Linked DNA regions of Homo sapiens: region 2 is linked to region 1. A link is an interaction called in ENCODE POLR2A ChIA-PET data of the cell type or tissue named here. Cell type or tissue: A673. All regions are shown on one strand. Each heading gives the region's core, and the rest is flanking DNA. Links, peaks and the distances in the headings are about the cores only.

Region 1 (5,376 bases), core at 324-5,323:
GCTGACCCGAGGGCCCCCTGCCCTTGGAGGCTAATGCTCCAAGCTCCCACTCTTATAGCCTGGGCAGGCCCCACAAGCTCAGCACTAGGAAGAGGGGAGTCAAAGATCATGGGTCTGTCACCCAAGGGCAAGACAGGCCCAAACTGAGTCTCCAGGCGAGTCAGTTCTCTGAGCTGTCTTAGGACAAAGTCTAAACTCCCTGCCCTGTCCACAAGTCCCTGCAGACCTTGGCTCCTGCCACCTCTCTCGACAGTCTGTGCTTGAGCCAGGGCCTCCAACGTGTTCTTCTCGCTTTGCTTCCAGGTCTTTGGCCAGGCTGTACCCCTTCCTAGGACACCTTCTCACTCTTTTCATCAGGCCAGGTCCTATTAATCCTTCAGGTTGCAGACACTGCTTCCACTGGGAAACCTGACCCCAGAGCTGAGACAGGAGCTGAACTACAAGCCCCTATAACACACTGTATATGGCACACTAAATCCCAGGTGCCTGCTTTGTCATCCCCAGCAGACAGCAGGCTCCACGGGGCAGGGTTGGCAGACCGTTGTACCTTGGCACTTGGTTTGTATCTGCCTGTCAGGATGCTCATTCAAGACTGCGCCCAAGGTGAGTCAGAGCCACACCTGGGCAGAGGCGACACAGCCCGCATTCCTGCCCTGGGCTCCTGCCTGCTCCTGACTTCTGGGCTCTCTGGTGCACATGAGAGCTCCTCAAGATGCTGGGATGAAGTGAAAAGGCCCAGCCCGGGATCCCACCCTACCCCTGGCCCCAGGCCCTCTACACCTATGTGGAACACAAGTCCTTCTCCCTGCTGGCCCACAAGCCACCTGCCCTTGACTGTCACCTGCTGCCCCACAACACATGCAGGCCAACTGGAAAAGTGCCAGCTCCACTGTTGCCCTCCACCCCACTTTTCTAGGCTTCTACCCCCACCTAGACAGTGGCCAGGGACACAAGCCTGTGGGTCTGTTTACCTCATGCCCTGACATGGCTGGACCTCAAGACACTAAGGTCTGGCCAGGATGCCAGGGAGCCATAACAAGTCCCTGCCACCCCCACCAGAGGAGCACAGCATGGCCCAGCTGGCCCCCTCATCTGGGCTCACATCCTGAAAAGCTCTCTCAGACATTCTGGGGTCTCCAGCTATAGCCAGACTCGGTAAATGGCCTGGAACTGCCATCTTGGGCCAGCTAGAGTTGCCCAGGCCCTAGACAAACCTTCCCTCTGGACCCCATCTGCAATGCTACATGCACCCCCACCAACTGGGACTTCACACAAAGGCCAGTGTACCCCATTTCTGCAAGCCACTGGACACATAAGCACTATTCTCAAGGGGTTTGCAAACAAGGAGGCTCTGATACAACAGACGTGGATCTGACTCCCACAAGTGTCATTTTCCCTGGGAGCATGAGAGAGCAGGCAAGAGGCCCTATGGTCGGCCCATTCCCAATCCAGACAGTCCCTGGACCATCACTTCTCTGGACTGAACTTCAGCTCTGAAAAGCAGAGCCCAGGCCAACAGGCCAGAGAGTCACGAGTCCCAGGGGTCTCAGCCATCAAGCTGCTCAGGATCAGAAGCTTGGCCAGGGTTCAAGCTGCCTGAAGTTTGAGCTTACACAGTAAAAATGCCAACCACTGAGATGCTTTTAAAGGGATGTGTAAGAGAGGAATCCTTTCAGGGCTTATGAGGCACTCTCAGGGCTCCGTCCAGTCTTCTACCTTGATTGCCTCCCTCCCCCATAGCCCCACAAATGCCCACAGGGTGTCCATGGGAAGCTGGGATAGCCAGGTTTGTTTTGCCAGGGGTGGGGGAGGTGGGGGCTGCTAATGCAGAGAGAAAACAGTCATGAGCAAAGCCAGAAAAGGATTAAGCCTCCAGGCTCAGCTTTTGCCTGCACTGAAGGGACTGCCTGCCTTCCTCCTAGGCAAAGGCCACGAAGAGTCACAGGCAGCCCTGGAAAACCCATTCCAACAGGACCCAGGGATCCCAGCAGGAGTAGGGTAGAAGCAGGCAGGTTTAGGCTTCCTCCGCAGGAGACTCAGCAGATGTTCCTGAGGCCCTCTGGTGAGGGCCTCCTGGGACCGCTGGGGTCCTTGCTCTGTCTCCTCAAAACAGTCTCTATGCCCTATACAGCTCCCACCACTGGAGGCTGCTGCACTACCTCCCTTCCCTTCTGGAAAGGCCTGGCTCCCCAGCAGGGCTAGAGCAGGGCTCTCTGAAGTCTGTGCCTGAGCACCCCAGTGCCAGACTCTGCCCTGGGCCAAAGATACAGATGAGGCCACTCACAGGGGCCTCCCTTGCCATTGCCTTGCCCTGCCCACTCCCCCACCACACACCCTCCCTGCTGCAGCTCTGCAGGTGGGCCTGCTGACCCTTCATCTGCTCCACAAGCATTTGCTGAGCACTTGCTGCAAGCCAGGCTCTGGGAGACACAGGAGACACAGAGCTTCCAGGCCGGTGGGGAGACAGAGAAACAGAAACACACGCTAATTATAATGCAAGGAAGCCCGTGCAGGGACTAGGGGTAAGTGACCCCTGGGGACAGGCAACCCCTGGGGGAGCTCCCTGACTTTGAGCCTCCCCTAGAGCTGTTCCTTCTGCCTGGAAGCCCTGCCTCCACTCTCACAATCTGCTTTCCCTCAAGGCCTACCTCCTCCAGCTGGCCCTCCAGCACATATTGTTGTCACCCATTCTGAATCTTCATGCTCTTATACCACTATCCAATAATGCTTCTTCAATTCCCTTCTGTTCCTGCACAGAGCCTGGGAGCAGCAGGGCCTGGAGACAACATGATCCAAGACGGAGGGCAGTGGACTGTTTGTCAGGTAACCAACCAGATGTCTGGTCCAGGAGCCGCCACTCACTGGTTCCTGCCTTTGAGGAGCTTAAGAGCCTGGGGTGGGAAGAGACCTGTATCCAGGGACCAAAGAAACACCTTTGTAAAAAGCAAGTGCCACCAGGACTAGCTGCATGCCGAATATGCGAGAGTACTGCTTATCTGCATAACCACTTATTTCCAACTGAGAAACGAGAAAGGCTGGCTCTGAAAGTAACTTGTCCCAGTTCACAGAACTCATGACTGAGGAGTCAAGATTCAAATCTAAGCCTCCTGACCCCAAACCAGGTCTCTCTCTGTCACTGTGTCAATACCCGTCTGTGTGGATGTCAAGCAGTGGTTCTTAAACCTCAGTGTGTGCAATAAAACCCACCCTGAGAGACTAGTTCATGGGTCTGGTGGGGTGGGGGTCGGGGGTGGGAAGAGCACGATGGGGAATCTAGGATGCTTCACAAGCAGCCAGGTGGTGCCCATGCACTGGAGCAGGGGAAGGGCTAAAGGGCCACAGCCTGGCATAGTGAAGTTTCCCAGGACCCACCACTCCCCATTCCCCAAAGGCACTACCTGTCAGAGTGCTATGGCCTGCCCAGGAGACATGAGGGGTCGCACAGAGCCCTGAGGGGACTCTGCTCTCAGCCAGTCCTAGGGTTAACTGTGGCTCTTACCACGCCTGGGACCCAATTGAGTGCCCATGTTTACTGAGCACTTACTATTTGCCAGGCACTGTGCTAAGTCCATTGCAGGCAGCATTTTGTTTAACCCTTACTGTTCTGTGTCTCGTTATTTACAGACCAGGAATGGTATACTCAAAAATATCTATTTAACATAAAGGAAGACAGTAATAGAAGAACAAAAGAATAAAAAAGACATAAGACATACAGAAATCAAATCACAAAATGGCAGCATAAATCCTACCTTATCCATAATTACTTTAAATGTGAATGGATTAAATATCTAAAAGGCAGAGGTTGGCAGAATGGACTTTTAAAAAAATATGCAATTATATGGCAGAACAGACTTCTTTAAAAAAGATGCAATTTCATTAAAAAAAGAAACACCCTTTACATTCAGAGATATAAATAGGTTGAAAGTAATTAGCAGGGCATGGTGACACACGCCTGCAGTCCCAGCTACTCGGGAGGCTGAGGTAGGAGAATTGCTTGAACCCAAGAGGTGGAGGTTGCAGTGAGCCCAGATTGCGCCACTGCACTCCAGCCTGGGCAACACAGTGAGACTCTGTACCAAAAAAGAAAAAAGAAAGCAAGGGATGGAAAAAGAGATACCATTGTAAACAGTCACCAAAAGACAGCTAGAATGGCTATACTAATATCAGACAAAATATGTGGTGGCAGGCACCTGTAATCGCAGCTACTCAGGAGGCTGAGACAGGAGAACTATTTGAACCTGAGAGGTGGAGGCTGCAGTGAGCCAAGATCGCGCCACTGCACTCCAGCCTGGGCAACAGAGCTAGACTCCGTCTCAAAAAAAAAAAAAAAAAAATCAGACAAAATAGACTTTAAGACAAAAACTGTTATTATAGACAAAGAATATTTTATAATGAACAAAGTGTCCGTCCCTCAGGAGGCTATACCAGTTATAGACATGCATGTACCTAACAACAGAGCCCCAAAATACATGAAGCAAAAACTGTCAGAATTGAAAGGAAAAAATGAACAACTCAAATAACAGTAGGAAACTTCAATACTCTACTTTTTTTCATGTTATTTTATACATACACATGAGAGAGAGAAAACACTCTACTTTCAACAACGAACAGTACGACTAAATAGAAGATCGACAAGGAAATAGAAGATTTAGACACTATAAACCAATTAGACCTGGAAGACCTATATAGAACACTCCACCTAACAACAGCAAAATACACACAAATACACACTCTTCTCAAGAGCACACAGATACTGCAGCTGTAGGTGAACTGTTTTTTTGTTTCTTTTTAAAAAAGAGCAGGCCCGGCACAGTGGTGCCTGTAATCCCAAAATTTTGGGAGGCCAAGGCCAGGAGGATCACTTGAGCCCAGGAGCTCAAGACCAGCCTGGGCAACAAAACGAGACCGTGTCTCTACAAAAAAAAAAAAAAAAAAAATTAGCTGCGTGTGGTGGCCACTATAGTCCCAGCTACTCAGGAAGCTGAGGCAGGAGGATTGCTCGGGCCCAGGAGGTTGAGGCTGCAGTAAGCCGTGTTCATGCCTCTGCAATCCAGCGTGCATGAAAGACCAAGATCCAGTCTCAGAAAAAATAAAAAATACATACTTTTTTATATATTATATAATATAATATATATATAAAATATATATATGTATATTTATAGCACAAGGAACACTCTCTACAATAGATCATCATTAGGCCATAAGACAAGTCTCAACAAATTTAAAGGGACTGAAATCACTCAAAGTATGTTCTCCAATCAAAACGGGTTGAAATTGGAAATCAATAACCGAAGGAAATTTGGGAAACTTACAGGAAACGAAGGTTAAAAGTAACTTGCCAAGTTCTCTCAGCTCAGAAAGGCCCCTCCCTCCTCA
Region 2 (5,376 bases), core at 293-5,292, 1.8 Mb after region 1:
TCCCCTCATCCCCTTCCCTAGCAACTCTACCTTCCTGCCCTTGCTCCAGAAACATTCCCTTACCTCTAATAGCCTAGCAATTCCTTTCCATGGAAAAAGTGCAATTGGCACCAAAAATCAATAAGCTTGTATTTATCTGGAAGATTAGCATGATAATCAGCCAGTTAGAATGGCTGTGTTAACCGTATCAAGAATAAGTAAGTAAGATGTAGTTTTAGGGGAAATAATGCATCTTTCAGCTTTACAAGGAAACAGAGCAGACTGCACCAACAGCTCTGATTGGGTGCTTGGGTTTTATTTGAAATGTATTCAGCTTACACTCCATTGCACACTAACATTAAATTCACAGCTATTTGTTAACTTTTTGGAAAGAATGAATGAACAGAAAGTCTGTACTAACTGTGCTCAACAGTCTGAATGTCAAGTTTTTGGTGGCCCTGCTGCTTGTATGTTCTCCATGATTTCACTGTGTCCCCACATTCTGGTTTACCACCTTAAGCTTGAACATCTATGATCCTTACCTCTTTCTCTATCAGAGTCTGATTCTGATTCACTATTCTTTAGGGCAAGCAAACAGACCAATCAAAATTTAAAAGGATAAAATCTTCCTTGTGTACAAGTAGACAATGTCCTCAGACTGGCAAACTGCTGTAAGCTTTTTAAGTGTGTACCTGTTTTCTTAAGTGGAATGTAAGTATAGTTCGGCAGCTCAGCAGTCAGAACAGGGATTGAATCCCAGCCCTGCTGCCTACTATCTGTGTGACAGAGACGTTCTTGGCCTCCCTTGGGCTTGGTTTCCTTATCTAGAAAATGGAAAATGACAATAACTACCCTATACAGATCGTACATTTAAAGAGCCCAACACAATGCCTGTCATTCATAAATACTCAAAAATTTAAGTATAATAAGAGTAATAATAATTATCATAAGAAGCAAGATAATCACAAATTATACACACATTTTATATATATATGAAAACATATATACATTTTGTGTATATTTAATCACAGAAGCTCAGGGTTGAAAGGTTTCTTAAAGGCTAGAAAGTTTAGACATAAGTTTGATGCTTCAGACTTCTCTGCAACACCTCCAGCCAATGGTCCCATTGTATGCCTGGTCACTTCTAGGGCTGGAGATCTTCCTCTCTCCCAATTTATGAACAGAAGAGTCTTTCCTATGTTAAGCTGCACCCCTGTCTCCCTGTAAATTCAACTCACTGGTCTTCATCCAAACCCTTGGGGAACGTATTAATGAGGGTGACACAGATGTCTCTTTGCTGCGGCAAGGCTTTCAGCACTGAATCAGCTCTCTCCCTCTCCAAGACAAATGTCAGAGCCCAAAGAGTCAGCTCATCTAATTATACAAGTCATGTGACATTAGGGTAATCTCTAGAGCTTGAGGGTCCACAGAGCCCCAAGTCATATAGTCAACATATCCATAGCCACACCCCAGCCTCAGTTTCTAGAATGTTCCAATCTTCCCCACATCTGAACACAGATTCCTCCTCCACTGCTTTCTTTTGAGCACCACAGCATCGTCTTTACCTTTTGCCCAATGAGTAGGTCGCAGCGGAGTTGATGCAGCAAGCCTGCGGACTGCTGCCAATGCAACTTATGTTTCTTGGCTTCAGGTAGAAGCTTTTGGCAGCAACGTGTTCAATCTGCCCTACATCAAATTAGCTGTGGTTTGACATCTTCCTTTCCTCCGAGATGACAATCACCTATCTTCTCCATCCATTATCCTCTTAATTATGTCTGAGATTCAGGTGAAAAGTCTTCTGGTTTACCACCAGTGTCAGGGCTCAGTGTGTGGTTTGCCCTTGACTCCTTTCCATGCTTGGCTCCACATGCTGGGGTTGTTCTCTGGCCCTCAGACATGGCCATAGGCCTCGCCTACCAGTGCTTTACAGATGAGGGTTTGGGAGCTACTGAGAGTACCATATCAAAAAAGGACCACATTCCTATTAGGGTTCTAGCCTCATATATACTGGTATGTTTTCTTAGTTTCAACTGCTGTCACTATTATCAACCTTAAAATACTGAAACAATTATCTTGTTCCTCTAGTGAGAGTGTGGGATGCTTACTATTCGACATTTTCAGCATCTATCCTATAAATGGCTGGCACCAAGACACTGTACATCGATTGCTTTAAAAATTGACAGAGTAGGGAGAGAGCCTCTTTTTATGATTGTGTTATAAATCCCTGGCCTTGACTATCTCTGACATAAAATGGATCGGTGATTCCTTTCGTAATTGTGACATCAACAAACAATCTAATTCTGTTTTAATTCTCCTTTTGTTGAGCATCTCACACAAGCACCCTGCACACTTAGTTCCTTTTCTCCTGCAGACAACTGTAGGGTTCATTGTATATAGTACAGATGTTGATTAAAAAAGAGAAAGGCATAACTTGACCAGTTAGTTTCTAAAAGATATCAATAGCTAATAAGTGGACCTAAGATAATCAGCTGAAAAATTATTTGAAATAATAAGAGAATGCAGTCAGCTTCTAAAATTAAAACAAAATGTAATAACGTTCCTATATGCAAAACATAACCAATTAGGAAATTAATGGAAGGAAAGATCCTGTTTATAATACCAATGACAACAGCAAATGGAAGGAAGGAATAATTTAACAAAAATTATGAAGAGTGTATCCTAAATGATTTTTAAAAGATTCAAATAATTGGAAAGATATACCTTATGTAAAGTTAGCAATTTTCCTTAAGTTAATTGATAAATTTAATGAGATCCCAATAAAAAACCCAATAGGGTTTTCTGGGATTTGGGCAAGAACTAGATTAGCTATTCTAAGTTTCCAGTGAAAAAAAATCATATGACAATTGCCAGGAAAATTCTAAAGAAGAAGTATAATGAAAAAAGATTAACTGACCAACATATTAAAGTGAAACACAAATACAGAAATCAAAACAATGTGGAAAAGACAGAACATTGAACAGGATAGAATATGGAAACAGACCCAAAAACAAATTCAGATTTTAAGACCCAAATACATATTTCAACTCCTAGGACACAAGTATAAATACAAAATGGGCTGGGCACGGTGGCTCACGCTTGTAATCCTAGCACTTTGGGAGGCCAAGGTGGGCAGATCACTTGAAGTCAGGAGTTCGAGACCAGCCTGGCCAACATGGTAAATGTTAAATTTTTTAAAAAAAGGAAGCTAAAGAAACTTGAAAAGACAAATAACCATTAAAAATTTATCTTGGAATGAGGAATTATTTTCTAAATAAAACATAAAACCCTGAAGCCATAAAGGAAAAGATTGATATACATTACTTTTATTCATAAAAAGTAAAAGTTTCTTTATAGATCAAAATACTGTATGCAAAATCAAAGGCAAATGACAAGCTGAGGAAAAATATCTGTAATACATATGACCAAAAAAGGTATGTTTACTTACTATATGAGAGAGCTCTTATGAATAGGAGATGATTAACAACCCAAAAGAAAAATGAACAATGGGCCGGGCGCGGCGGCTCACGCCTTAATCCCAGCAATTTGGGAGGCCGAGGCGGGCGGATCACGAGGTCAGCAGATCGAGACCATCCTGGCTAACACAGTGAAACCCCGTCTCTACTAAAAATACAAAAAATTAGCCAGGCGTGGTGGCGGGTGCCTGTAGTCCCAGCTACTTGAGAGGCTGAGGCAGGAGAATGGCGTGAACCCGGGAGGCGGAGCTTGCAGTGAACCAAGATAGCGCCACTGCACTCCAGCCTGGGAGACAGAGCGAGACTCCGTCAAAAAAAAAAAAAAAAAAGTAAAGAAAAATGAACAATGACTATGAATAGGCAATTTACAGAAAAGAGAAATAAGTGGCAAATAAATGTGTGAAAAGATGGTAGACCTTATTTAGTTAGGAAAATGCCAATTAAAGCAGCAGTGAGGCTGGCAAAGATGAAACATGTTGTTGATACACGATGTTGCCAAGGTAATGGAGAAGCAGGCACCATCACACACAGCTAGTAGTAGAGTCTGCATAACCCTGGTAGAAGGCAATTTGCCCACGTCCATTCAAATTATAGGTGCACATACCCTGCGACTCAGCAATTTGACATCCAGGAGTGTGTTCACAAACAAATCCACACATCATACAATTCTGTACATGTAAAGATAATCATTGCTGCATTGTTTCTTATAGGAAAGACTGAACATAAGCTAAAAAAATCCACCAATAAGGGATTCAATAAATTATTGTCCATTCTGTGGAATATTGCAGATATGTTAAAATAATGAGTTACATCTGAATGTGCTAATCTGGAAGGATTATCACTTCTGTACTTTAAGTTAAAAAGGCATAAATATAGTCCATAGTTTGCTACCATTAGTTTTTTAATTTAATGTTTTATTTATTTATTTATTTTTTATTTTTAGAGACAGGGTCTCACTATGTTGCCCAGGCTGGTCTCGAACTCCTGAGCTCAAGTGATCTGCCCTGCCCACCTTGGCCTCCCAAAGTGCTGGGATTACAGGTGTGAGCAACAGCACCCAGCCCCTTCTGTGTTTTTAATAAAAAGAAAAAGTTACATATATGCATAAGTATAAATGCAAACTTTTTCAAATAGATTATAAAAAATTGTTAATGATATTTATTTCTGAAAAGTAGGACTAAAGATCTAAAGCAAGAGGGAGATACTTGGCATTCTTTACCTTTTATACAGTTTGGGATTTTTTATCACATGCTTTTATCTTTATAATATAGATATCAAAATTCTCAGCATTGATCATTACCACACATGCATTAGGAGGATTTCTTTTCTAATTTTGACATCAAACATTGAATAATCTTCCATCACGACATGGAAGAGTATTCAATCTTGACGTTATCTTTTGAACATCATACATAAATATCTCAGCCCTTGGGAGAACCAACTGTAAGTTGGGATTTGAGTGACTCTAAGGTCCACAGTACTATATGATAAAAGATGGCAAATCCGTTTCCTTTGTGTAGCCATCTTGGTTGGTTGGTCATGGCTATCTGGTGCCGTACAGCTGGAAGGATTTCAAGTCAAAGACCAGGATCAGTGGAAAAGAGAGCTGAGGTCAATTAAGAAGCTTTATTCATGAAAAGGCTAAAATCAGTGGAGTTGCCGGGAGCAGTGGCAAATAGCAGTGTTAGCCCTGAGCCGAGCTGTTGACAAGTCATATCTGGCCTGGTGGATGGAGCTGAAAGCAAGTGAGAGTAACAGCCAAGTTTGAAAGCTTGAGATTTAGGTACTGTCTTAGATGGAAGTGGGCCAGGTGCTTGCCTGGGGCTGCCTCCTGAAGGAGTCTCACACCAGTATAAGAAAAAAGAGAGGTTTACAGGCTCCAGGGATGTGCTTTGTCATATATGACAGAAAAGTCATGAGTATA

What was found. Peaks named below come from ENCODE experiments on the same cell type or tissue, not always from the same donor. Only the 100,000 strongest peaks of a DNase experiment are listed, where the experiment ranks them.
Region 2: POLR2A ChIA-PET joins it to region 1 with 6 read pairs; 3 of 35 experiments call an interaction of 5 or more read pairs at or near these places.

The regions. Positions count from the first base shown.
Region 1 is chr14:73,744,454-73,749,829 of GRCh38, forward strand. All of the region lies in intron 1 of MIDEAS (mitotic deacetylase associated SANT domain protein), which reads right to left. LOC124903345 (a long non-coding RNA gene) reads left to right here. Exons shown (of 3, transcript XR_007064264.1): 3 at 2,758-2,992. Among named protein-coding and RNA genes, the nearest start is that of MIR4505, 12 kb to the right of the region's middle. RefSeq lists enhancers at 2,009-2,523, 2,524-3,037. In A673, for the core only: a CTCF peak has its summit at 2,129; no DNase peak of the experiment used is centred there; H3K27ac peaks cover 2,368 bases.
Region 2 is chr14:75,526,299-75,531,674 of GRCh38, forward strand. All of the region lies in intron 2 of BATF (basic leucine zipper ATF-like transcription factor), which reads left to right. Among named protein-coding and RNA genes, the nearest start is that of BATF, 6.5 kb to the left of the region's middle. In A673, for the core only: no CTCF peak of the experiment used is centred there; no DNase peak of the experiment used is centred there.